2 separate regions of the Homo sapiens genome follow, and region 2 is linked to region 1. A link is a loop called in an ENCODE intact Hi-C map of the cell type or tissue named here. Cell type or tissue: sigmoid colon. All regions are shown on one strand.

What was found. Peaks named below come from ENCODE experiments on the same cell type or tissue, not always from the same donor. Only the 100,000 strongest peaks of a DNase experiment are listed, where the experiment ranks them.
Region 2: a loop joins it to region 1, with 5 times the contacts of the local background. A loop is called at or near these places in 53 of 110 quality-filtered maps.

The regions. Positions count from the first base shown.
Region 1 is chr10:78,301,642-78,306,641 of GRCh38, forward strand. It overlaps LOC124902468 (a long non-coding RNA gene), which reads left to right and starts at 372. Exons shown (of 2, transcript XR_007062212.1): 1 at 372-480. RefSeq lists a silencer at 1,415-2,024. In sigmoid colon, a CTCF peak has its summit at 1,905; a DNase peak (open chromatin) is centred at 1,740; H3K4me3 peaks cover 1,237 bases; H3K27ac peaks cover 1,768 bases.
Region 2 is chr10:79,194,933-79,199,932 of GRCh38, forward strand. The region is part of intron 4 of ZMIZ1 (zinc finger MIZ-type containing 1); the gene reads left to right. Among named protein-coding and RNA genes, the nearest start is that of ZMIZ1, 130 kb to the left of the region's middle. RefSeq lists an enhancer at 873-962. In sigmoid colon, CTCF peaks have their summits at 697 (motif pointing left), 900 and 2,110 (motif pointing left); DNase peaks (open chromatin) are centred at 299, 639 and 2,119; H3K27ac peaks cover 333 bases.

The DNA.
Region 1 (5,000 bases):
AGCCCTTCGGGAGTGCCAGAACGAGCAGTCCCTCTCCTGGAGGAGCCTGCCTTCCCACCACGGAGGCTAACACCACAACAGCCACAGTGAGCCACCCCTTCTGCCCATCTTCTTACGTGTCAAGCACTGTGTTCAGTGCCTTCACAGGTAACTTCGATAAGTCACGATGGGCATGCTGCGACTAAGTTGGTACTGATATTCTATTGGTTTTAAATGGGGAAACTGAGGCTCAGGAAGGTTCAGTATTTTGCTGGAGGTCACACAGCCAGGCAAGGGCAGAGCCAAGATTTCAGTTTCAATCTGTCTGGCTTGGAAGACTTCCTTATCTTGTGGCAGCATCTCCAGAGATCATGGGTCAGCCTCTTCTTGCCAGAGGCGTGTGTGTGTGCACAGACACATACACGCTGAGTGACAGAGGGACAAAAACAGTGAGCACCCACCCAGGCACTGTGCTCGAAATTCTTCCTGCAAACCTGCAAGGTAGGTTCTAATGATGTTCCCATTTACCCCTAAGCTTGCGCGGTGGCACGATTTACCAAGCATCACCGGCTGCCCAGGGTGACCTAGGATTCCAGCTCAGGTTTCTCTGACACTGATGTTGACCCTAGTGTGCTTCCGTGTGATCTTGCTTCTCTGGCTACTGGTGTTCTGCGGGTCTTGGACAGGTGAGGCAAACTAGGGCCAAATACTGCCCTCTGCCTGCCTTTGCATGGTCCCTGAGCTGAGAATGATTTCTACATTTTTAAAGGGTTGTAAAAACAAAACTCAAAGATTATGTGGCAGAAATATACATGGCTGGGCAAAGCCTAACATATTTACTTCCTGGCCTTTTAGAGAAAAAGTTGACGACTCCTAGCTTAGGGTCCTGAGGTCCAAGGAGGAACTCCTGGTCCTGCACATCTTCATCCTCCACATTTGGTGGTCCCAATGCTGCATGCGAGCTGTGGCTGTGGACTCAAAGCACTGTGGTGGGGGACATTTTAAAAATGAGCTGTAAAAATCTGCCACACTTAGGGCACTCATTTTCCCACTTATATTTTGGGGGGATATCTGTACCCAGGGAAAAGCTCAGTGATCCTTGTTGGATTTCTAGGGTGAAGGGCTTTTATCTCAGCATGGGGTCAAGTGCAGCTATGTGTGGGTGGCAATGAACTTCAACATCTAGCGTGATTCCCCTGCAAATTGGAAGGCACCAGTGCCACCCCAGGCACCAGCCTTGAGTGTCAGGCATAGTGCCAGGTGCACAAGAAGAAAGCAAGGTCCCTGCGGATCTCATACAGCCCAGTCTGGGGAAGCAGGGGAGCCCCTCTTGGGTATCCGAGTTGGAAGAAGAGGCTATGAGAATGGGAGGAGGGGCAGGGAGGACAGCCAGGAAATGCAGGCGGTGACACCTGCGCTGTGCCCTGAGAGATGAGGCGTTACGCGGACTTGGGGGAAGGGACGTGGGGAAGTTGGTGCTGGCCAGGCGCGGCGGCGGGAAAGGCCCTGGGCAAAGGGGCCCAGAGGGGCGGCGGAAAGTGGAGCGGGGCTGTAGGTGTCAGCAGAGACGCGGCTTTGGGGCCGGCACGGCCCGCCCCTCGGCCCGCGCGGCCATTGTCTGCGCCAGGCGCCGCCTTGGCAGCAGAAGGTGACATCTGGTGACTAATGGCCGCGGCTGCGCGCCGCGCTCCTCCCTCCCGCAGCGCCCGGGGCGCAGCTGCCGCGCCGCCTCCTCCCCACTCTTCTCCCCTCCCCTTCCCTCCGCTCTGTGGGCCAGCGCGGGGGCGCGGGGCGGGCAGGATCGATGCCCTGGTTTCCGAAGGGCAGAGGCCGCCCGACCTCCAGCCGGCCGGGCCGCCCCGCCCCGCCCCACCATCGCGCATGCGCGTCCTCCAGAGCGCTCCCTTGGCAGCCAGCCCGCGAGGACGCGGCTCCCCGCCAGGGGCAGTGCAGGGAACAGTCATGCCTCCCTGCCCCCGGACGGCCTCACTAGCGGCTGCAAACACCGGCCCATACCGGAGCCTATATGCATGTGCATTAACTCGCAGGTGCACGAACCCACGGTCACACGTGCTGTCATGCATTGTACACCTGTGCTTGTTCATGCGTGTTCACAGACGCATACGTGGGGGCCGTGCTCGCCCACAGACTTACCTCCAAAATGTCTTTGAGTGTGTTCACATAGGTACACGCATCACGTGTGGACTCGCGCAGCCATGCACTGCTTACACACTCAAATATAGGAACACCCATGGGCATGTCTATATATACACTCACAGGCACAGCAAGTGATGCCCTTGTTCTTGCCAAAGGTTGAGGGAGGGACAAAGCGCCTAATTTAGATCTGAGACAGGATCTAGTGTGGACTAGGTACCCCTCTTCCCCAGTGTTTACACTACTTATAAATTAGTTGCGTTTGAGAAACTACATAAAAAACCTGGAGATTTCACCTATAGATCTGGATTTCTGGCTTCTTTTGCAAAATCAGAAGCTCGGGAAAATTAAGGCATACTCCCAGCTTATCACAATGCGCTGGGGCTGAGCTGCAGGGTATCCCTCAGTCTGTGATTAAAGTTCCCCTACCTCCACCCAAAGGCCCCCTCCCCATGCTGGTTCCTTCTTCCCTAGCCAGGATTTCCCACGTGGAGCCTCAGCCCTAGCCCTGACTTTGGAGCTGGGCTAACTAGCTTTAGCCCTGATGTCCACAGCAAGGAGATCCTCTCCACTGTATGATGTTGGGGGGGGGGGTGCTGCCAGCCATAAGGAATCCCTCTGCAGTCTGCAAAGTACCCTCTTCACGCAAGGACGTGGTTCACCACAGCAGAACCACGTGTGGTTCTGCTGACAGCTCCGAGAGCAGAGCGCTAGTGCTTCCATCTTATAGTTGAGAAGATGGCGGCTTGGGAGTAATGATATTACCACCTAGTTGGAAAGTGCAGATGGGGTTGCAATCACTGTAGCTGAAGTGTGGGAGGGGGAGCAGGGTTCCTCTACTTTAAGGTGCCCCTGAAGCTGGCTCCTGCCTGGCTCTGGCACATCTGTCTCCCCTCTCTGATATTGTTCCTCTCAGCCTCTGGCCTGGTGGGGACGCCTGGTTCACTGAGGGAGAGGCCAGTTCCTGAAGCTTCTGGGTGTCTGCATGATGTCAGGCTCTGGCTAAACTAGCGAGTGGCAGCCCAAGAGGCAGTGGGGAGCTATGTGGATGTTAGTGTCACCCACTGCCCACCAGTCCTGGTGCCCCTTACTCCTGCATCATCTCATCCACTCAAGGGCTCTGGCTACCTCTGAGGGCTGACACCCTGCCCAGTGGCTCACCTGAGCGCCTGTCTCACTTATTCTTCTCCACTGGAAATCTGGCATGTCCTTGACTCTCAGCATGTCCAAAGCCAGTCTGTGAAGTGGGGTGACCTCAGGTGGGGTGTCCAAAGTGGGTATAGCCTGAGCTCAGATCCCAGCTCTCCTTCTCCCTCCCTGTGTGACCCTGGACAAGTAATTGCCCTCTGTGCCTTCAGTGTCCTCCTCTGCAAACTGAGAACCATAATAGTACCTGCTTTGAGGATTGCCCAGTGAGGATTAATTGAGGAAATTTACACAAAGCAATCTGTGTGGTGCCCAACACAGATCCGGTGCTCAGTCAATACCAGTGCTTTTTAACTTTAGCTGGTTCTTCCTTCCGCTGCTCCCACCTTGGTTGGTTTGTACTTTCACCAACCCAGGACAGGATGCTGAGAATTACTCCTGCTCCTCTCTTTGCATCTTCCACACATTCAGTCCTGTCAATTTGACCTCCCCAATATCTCTGGAGTCTGCGCTCTCCTCTCACCCAGGGTGCCTCTGCTCTGGTTTGGTTTGGTGTCACCTCTGGTCTGCACACTTGTGTCCCCTAGCCAGGTTCCCAGGCTGCAGGCTCCTCGAACTTAAATCCAGTTTCATTGCTGCCTTTGAAATGCACATGGTGTCACTCCACTCTTAAGGTGCACATCCAAGCTTCATGACCTGGCATTCACTGTGGGTGGCTGAAAGGATAGCCATGGGTCTAGGGTGAAATTTTAGGAAGTAAAGCTGGATGTGTGCTTTTTCTCTCACCGTCCTGTGTCTGCCAGACCTCACATTTAGCAGCCAGTGGACCCTTCACTCCCACCTATCATACACATTTTCTCCCCTCCATGCCTTTGCCCAAGCTGTACTCTCTGCCTGGAAATCCCCTTCCCCACAATTCCAACTCTGCTTTCTGTCTTGAGCTCACCTATCCAGACCCTCCAGCCTCCCTTTATATTCAGTTGTTACCTCTCTCTCATGATCTGCTTAGAGCACCCTGCATATATTGCCTTGATTTTGCACTTAACCTCATTTGTCATATTTCTCTGTTTACATACCACCCAGACCAATGCTTCTCAAGCTTTATCAGGCACATGAACCACTTGGGGCTCTTTTCCAAATGCAGATTCAGCTGGTCTGGGCTGGTGTCTCTGTATTTTTAACAAGCTCCCTGGTGATGCTAATGGTGCTGGTTCAGGACTATATTTTAAATAACAAATACTTGGATAGTGAGTCCCTAGAGGGCAATGACTTGTGTTCAGTTCATCTTGGTATCCCTGGTACCTAGCTAACAGCTTGACAAATGGAAAATCAATTAAATGCCTACTGAAGTAAACGAATGAATGAATGAATGAACGAAAGGCATCTCATCCAGATGAGAGTGTTGGAAAGTCTTTTGGAGTTGTTGACACCTGAGTTGCATTGTTAGGGAGGTATAGGAGGGAGCCAGGTAGAGAAGGCAGTGGCGGGTTGAGATACTCCAGGTGAAGGTCAGTGCTAAGGCATAGGGATGTACAGAAGTGCAGGTGCAGGATAGTGTAGGAATGGAAGACTTGAAGTTCAAGGTGTTGGGGAAAGAGACCAGGTCGCCAATAGCCAGCCCTGGATTCCGTGCTAGCTTGTTTGATCCTAGAGCCTTTGGAGAATGGCATAATTCCAACCGTGGGCCACTCCTGCAGCAAGCTAGGAAGAAATTCCAGGGA
Region 2 (5,000 bases), 890 kb after region 1:
TGACCCCATGTTACCATCCAAAAACTTCCATTTGCCCAACTAAGCCCAGCCAAGCGTAAGGTGCAAGAAGAAGCACAGAGCTGTGAAAGGGGCAGCGTCTTGGCCTTGGGCTGCCCTGGAAGAACAGCTCCCGGGGCTGCCGGGCCTTCAGCCTCCCCATGGACCTGCCTTGGGACAGGCTTTGCAGCTTCAAAAGCAGGCATTCTCCTCTTGTGGGGATGGTGTTTTCTGAACAGCCGGAGCTCCTCACAGGGAATCCTAAGAGGCTGGTATTTGACAGGCTGCCAAAGGCTGGCCAGCCCGATCCTGTGCTTTGCAGACAGCGAAATGGAGGTCCAGCTCTCTGCCCTATTCACTCAGCAAAGCAGGGTCCTGATCCCCCATGCTGATTAGCTTTGCATGGCTCCTGGCTGCTCTGACCAGGAGACATGGCGGGGGTCCTGAGCCGGGATGGGGGTAGCCTGCTTGGTCTCACCCCCCATTCAGGGGCAGTAGGAAGGGCTGAGGCCACGGGTGCACCTGGGGCCAGGCCGACAGTGATCTGTTGGGCGGGAGCCCGGCCTCTCCGGCTATAGAGCTGCAGCCACGGAGGATTTGTAGCGACTTGTAAAGGCTTAAAGGAGTCCAGGAGCCCGGAGGCGGAGGCAGCGGCCCAGCTGAGTGGCGCTCTTGTGGCGAAGGGCGACCTCTGCTGGCCACCAGGTGCGTGTCACCTCCCAAAGGTGGCCGGTGTGCAGGGAGCCCAGTGATGTAAGTGACTGGATTTGGGCAGGTTGGGTGGAACAAGAAGGTCATCTCCTGGGGCCCAGTCACAGCCGGAGGTGGGGACTACCAGGAAGCTCTGACTGCCAGTCATGGGGAGTGCAAAGAACAGCACATTAACAGCTGGAAAGGTAGAGGGTTTGAATCTCAGCCCAGCAGCTTTCCGGCTGTGTCACCTTGGGCAATTTGCTTCACCTCTCTGAGCCTTTTAAGGATGAAGAAAATTAGCACTGCATAGGGCCTGGCCTGGTGCCTGAACATAGCAGGTGTAGAACAAATGGAAGATCCCAGCCTGCCCCTCAACAAGCTGTCTCTTGCATGCCTCCCTCAGCGCACCCTTCCTCTCTTTATGCCTGAGACCCTTTGCTCTCTAGGCCTTTGACCCTTTTACTCCAGAGACTGGAGCCTCCATCTCCTCCATTCCTGGGGTTAGTAACCGCAGTTCTCCATCATTGACCTCAACAGTTTAAAAATGTCACCTCACCTGTAGGTGCCTCCATAATCCGCTAGCCATTTGTTCTTTTATTAAGAAACACAGGACACAGCGCTGTCCCTGTGGTCTGCGATGTCCCTCCTGCCATCCATCTACCCACCCTTGGGTCTCACAGGTGTTGCAAGCCCAGACACTCACCCCTCGGTTCCTGTGAGCTGCAGCCCTGCCTGGGAGCAAAGCCCCCCTGGGACCTGGACCCAGCCCAGTGCCCCTTGGCCTTGAACAAAACACTGATGGGCCCCAGGCTCCTCAGAGTAAAACCAGTTGAGGCAGAGCGGGTAGATAGGGGACCTGAAAGCACCTTCGGCCCTTAATATTCCAGGAATCTTTCTGTCCAGAAGCCAGTTCAGTCCAGCCGCCGGCCTCCAGACAAGACTGCCCGTGACCCCACGTGGGGCCAGCCCGAAGGTGGACAGTCCCATCTCCCAGTTTGCTGTTAACTTCTTAAAGCAGGACCTGGGCCCCCGCTATGACTAAACAGAAAAGAACTGCCTCTGAGCCCTGTGGTCGCCAGCTGGGTGGATCTAAGCTCCTGTGCCTGCTTGGGGCTTCCAGGCAACAAGCATTTATCAAGGCCCACCGGGCTCTGCCCCCGGACACAATGTCAGGAGAAAGTTCCTCTTGAGAGGTAGACCCTTATGGGTCACTGACTTGCCCCTCTGCAGCATCCTGTTCTGCAGATGGGGAAACCAAGGCCAGGAAACCAGAGAAGCCCACTCGAAGTCCATCCTGGCTGGGGACACCTGGGTGCTCACTGGAGTGAGGGAGAGGACGGAGGGCCTGGAAGCACACCTGGAACCTCCACAGTGTGCAGGTCTGGCCCCCAGGTCACTTAGGTTTGTCAACAGCGCCCCCTGCTGGCTGCCTGGGCCACCGGTGGCCCTTTGTCCTGGTGGGCAGTGGCCTGCCGACAGCAGGATGAAGGCCTGCCGGGCATGAGGTTTCTTTGTACTTCTCTTCTGTCTCCTCCAGCTAGGAGCTGAGCCAACCCAGGCCTTTGTGGGATGGGTCTCCCTGTCCTGGCTGGCTGTGAAAGTTGAATTCTCTATTGGAACCCTGGCTACCAGTGTTCACCCATGCCCCCACGTGGGACCCAGGCCTTCACTGCCGCATGGGTATCACATGGTGCCTGGGAGACCACCAGGGTCCTTTGGCTCTGATGGGGCCTGGCACCAGGAACTGAGATGGCCTTGCTGAAGGTGGCACTGTCTTGCTCCTGCTCTGGGCTCTCTGTGTCCTTGTCTTCCACACCATGGTTTGTCCCTGACCCCAGGAGCCTTTGTCATGTGGATGCTGGCTGAGGGTCTGTGTGGGTAAACTCAGGAGGACAAATACAGCTCCCGCTTGGGTGACCTACAGAAGTAGCAAGCGGAGCTGCCCTGATTACGCCCCTGCCAACCCAGACCATACACACACACACACATACACACACACACACACACACACACACACACACCTGTACCCTGTCCCCTCCCCAGGACCTGTTCAAGAGTAAAAACTGTAAAGGGAAAGCCAGGATTCTAGAGCTGGCTCCTATCCAACAAGCTGTAACCTCCAAGCCTTAGTTTCTTCATCTGTAAAATGGGGATGTAACTACATTTTCTTATCTGTGCTGTGCCTGGACCAGTACCTGACTCATAGGAGGAGCTCAGCACATGGTCATCTAGTAGGTAAATGTGGGCTTGGACCAAGAGTTCCTTGAACACAAGAAAATGATTTCATTTTAATCTCCGCACGCCCAACCCATCTGGCCTAGGACCCCGCACAGTGTCGTTATTAAAAAGCATTTTGGCCAGGTGTGGTGGCTCACGCCTGTAATCCCAGCACTTTTGGAGGCTGAGATGGGTGGATCACGAGATCAAGAGATCGAGACCATCCTGGCTAACATGGTGAAACCCCATCTCTACTAAAAATACAAAAAACTAGCCGGACGTGGTGGTGGGCGCCTGTAGTCCCAGCTACTCGGGAGGCTGAGGCAGGAGAATGGCGTGAACCCGGGAGGCAGAGCTTGCAGTGAGTGGAGATCACGCCACTGCACTCCAGCCTGGGCGACAGACTCTGTCTCAAAAACAAACAAACAAACAAAAAAGCATTTCTTGGAGAGAAGAAGCATGTACAGATGAGCAAGTGGAGACTAAAGATGTTTGAGTGGATGAGTAGACAGGTGAACAGGCGGGCATTTGTTTTTATTATTGTTACTTATTTATTTTTAAATTTTCTTTTTGGATGCTCCCTCACCCCCCTCCTCCTTCCCCAGGCAGGTATTTCGATAGATAAATGATGGGTGGAGAAATTGGGCTTCAGGGTGTGACATGTGTGATAGGTGGTGGGTGGGATGAATGGAGGGATGGTTGGCAGGGTGAGGGTGGAAGAAATAAATATGGGTACAACCCCCACTTTCCCCTTCTTGCTGTAGAGCTCCAGAAAGCACTTATCAAAAATACAAATTCCCAGATGACCCAGCAACTCCACTTCTGAGCCTATGTTCTCTAGACTAATTCACACACGTGTGATGTGCCGATGTGAACGGTTATTCCTGCAGCACTGCAATGATAAAAATTTGGAGCCGGGCGCAGTCGCTCACGCCTGTAATCCCAGCACTTTGGGGGGCCGAGGTGGGCAGATTGCCTGAGGTCGGGAGTTCGAGACCAGCCTGGCCAGTATGGTGAAACCCCATCTCTATTAAAAATATAAAAATTAGCCAGGCGTGGTGGCAGGCGCCTGTAATCCCAGCTACTTGGGAAGCTAAGGCAGGAGAATCACTTGAACCTGGGAGGCGGAGGCTGCAGTGAGCCAAGATCACGCCATTGCACTCCGCCTGGGCAACAGAGCGAGACTCAGTCTCAAAAAAAAAAAAATTGGAAAAAGCTTCAGGGTCCCTCGTTTCAGGCTGGAGTGTGAGCCCCCAGAGCAGAGGGGCCTTGTCTGAGGGCTCAAGCCTTAGAACAGCACCTGGCAGGGGGCGATGGGCAGATGTTAGTTGGATAATGCTTCATCATACCTAGGAATACTGTGCGGCCATTAAAAAATGAAAAGGTGGCCAGGCGTGGTGGCTCACACCTGTAATCTCAGCACTTTGGGAGGCCGAGGCAGGGGAATCACGAGATCAGGAGATTGAGACCATCCTGGCTAACACAGTGAAACCCCGTCTCTGCTAAAAATACAAAAAATTAGCCAGGCATAGTGGCAGCACCTGTGGCCCCAGCTACTTGGGATGCTGAGGCTGGAGAATCGCTTGAACCTGGGAGGCAGAGGTTACAGTGAGCCAAGATTGCGCCACTGCACTCCAGCCTGGGCGACAAAGTGAAACTCCATCTCAAAAAAAAAAAGTTCTTTGTGTCTTGATGTGGAATAAACTTTGAGATGTATCATCAAGAGGGGGGAAAAGAAAGCAACATCCAAATAATGTGTATAGAATGTTATTATTTTATGTTTTTAAAAATGTGGCAAGAAATAGTGTGTGTAGATATTTGCTTCTAGATGAGACTCTCCAGAAGGGGGACTGATGGCACTGGTTCTCCTAGAAAGGGCACCAGGGGACTGGGGACGGGGTCTGGACCCAGGACTCGATATCTTTGTGGACTTTCTGATTTTTGAACCATGCAAATGAATTACCTGTTCAGACACACATGGAGCAATGAGAATTGCACCAAGAGCTACACATCCTTTAAAGCAATTGGAGGAGGAACAGGACTTTCTTCCAAAGGCTGGGGCCAGGCAATGGTGTTGGGTCCCTCAACAAGCG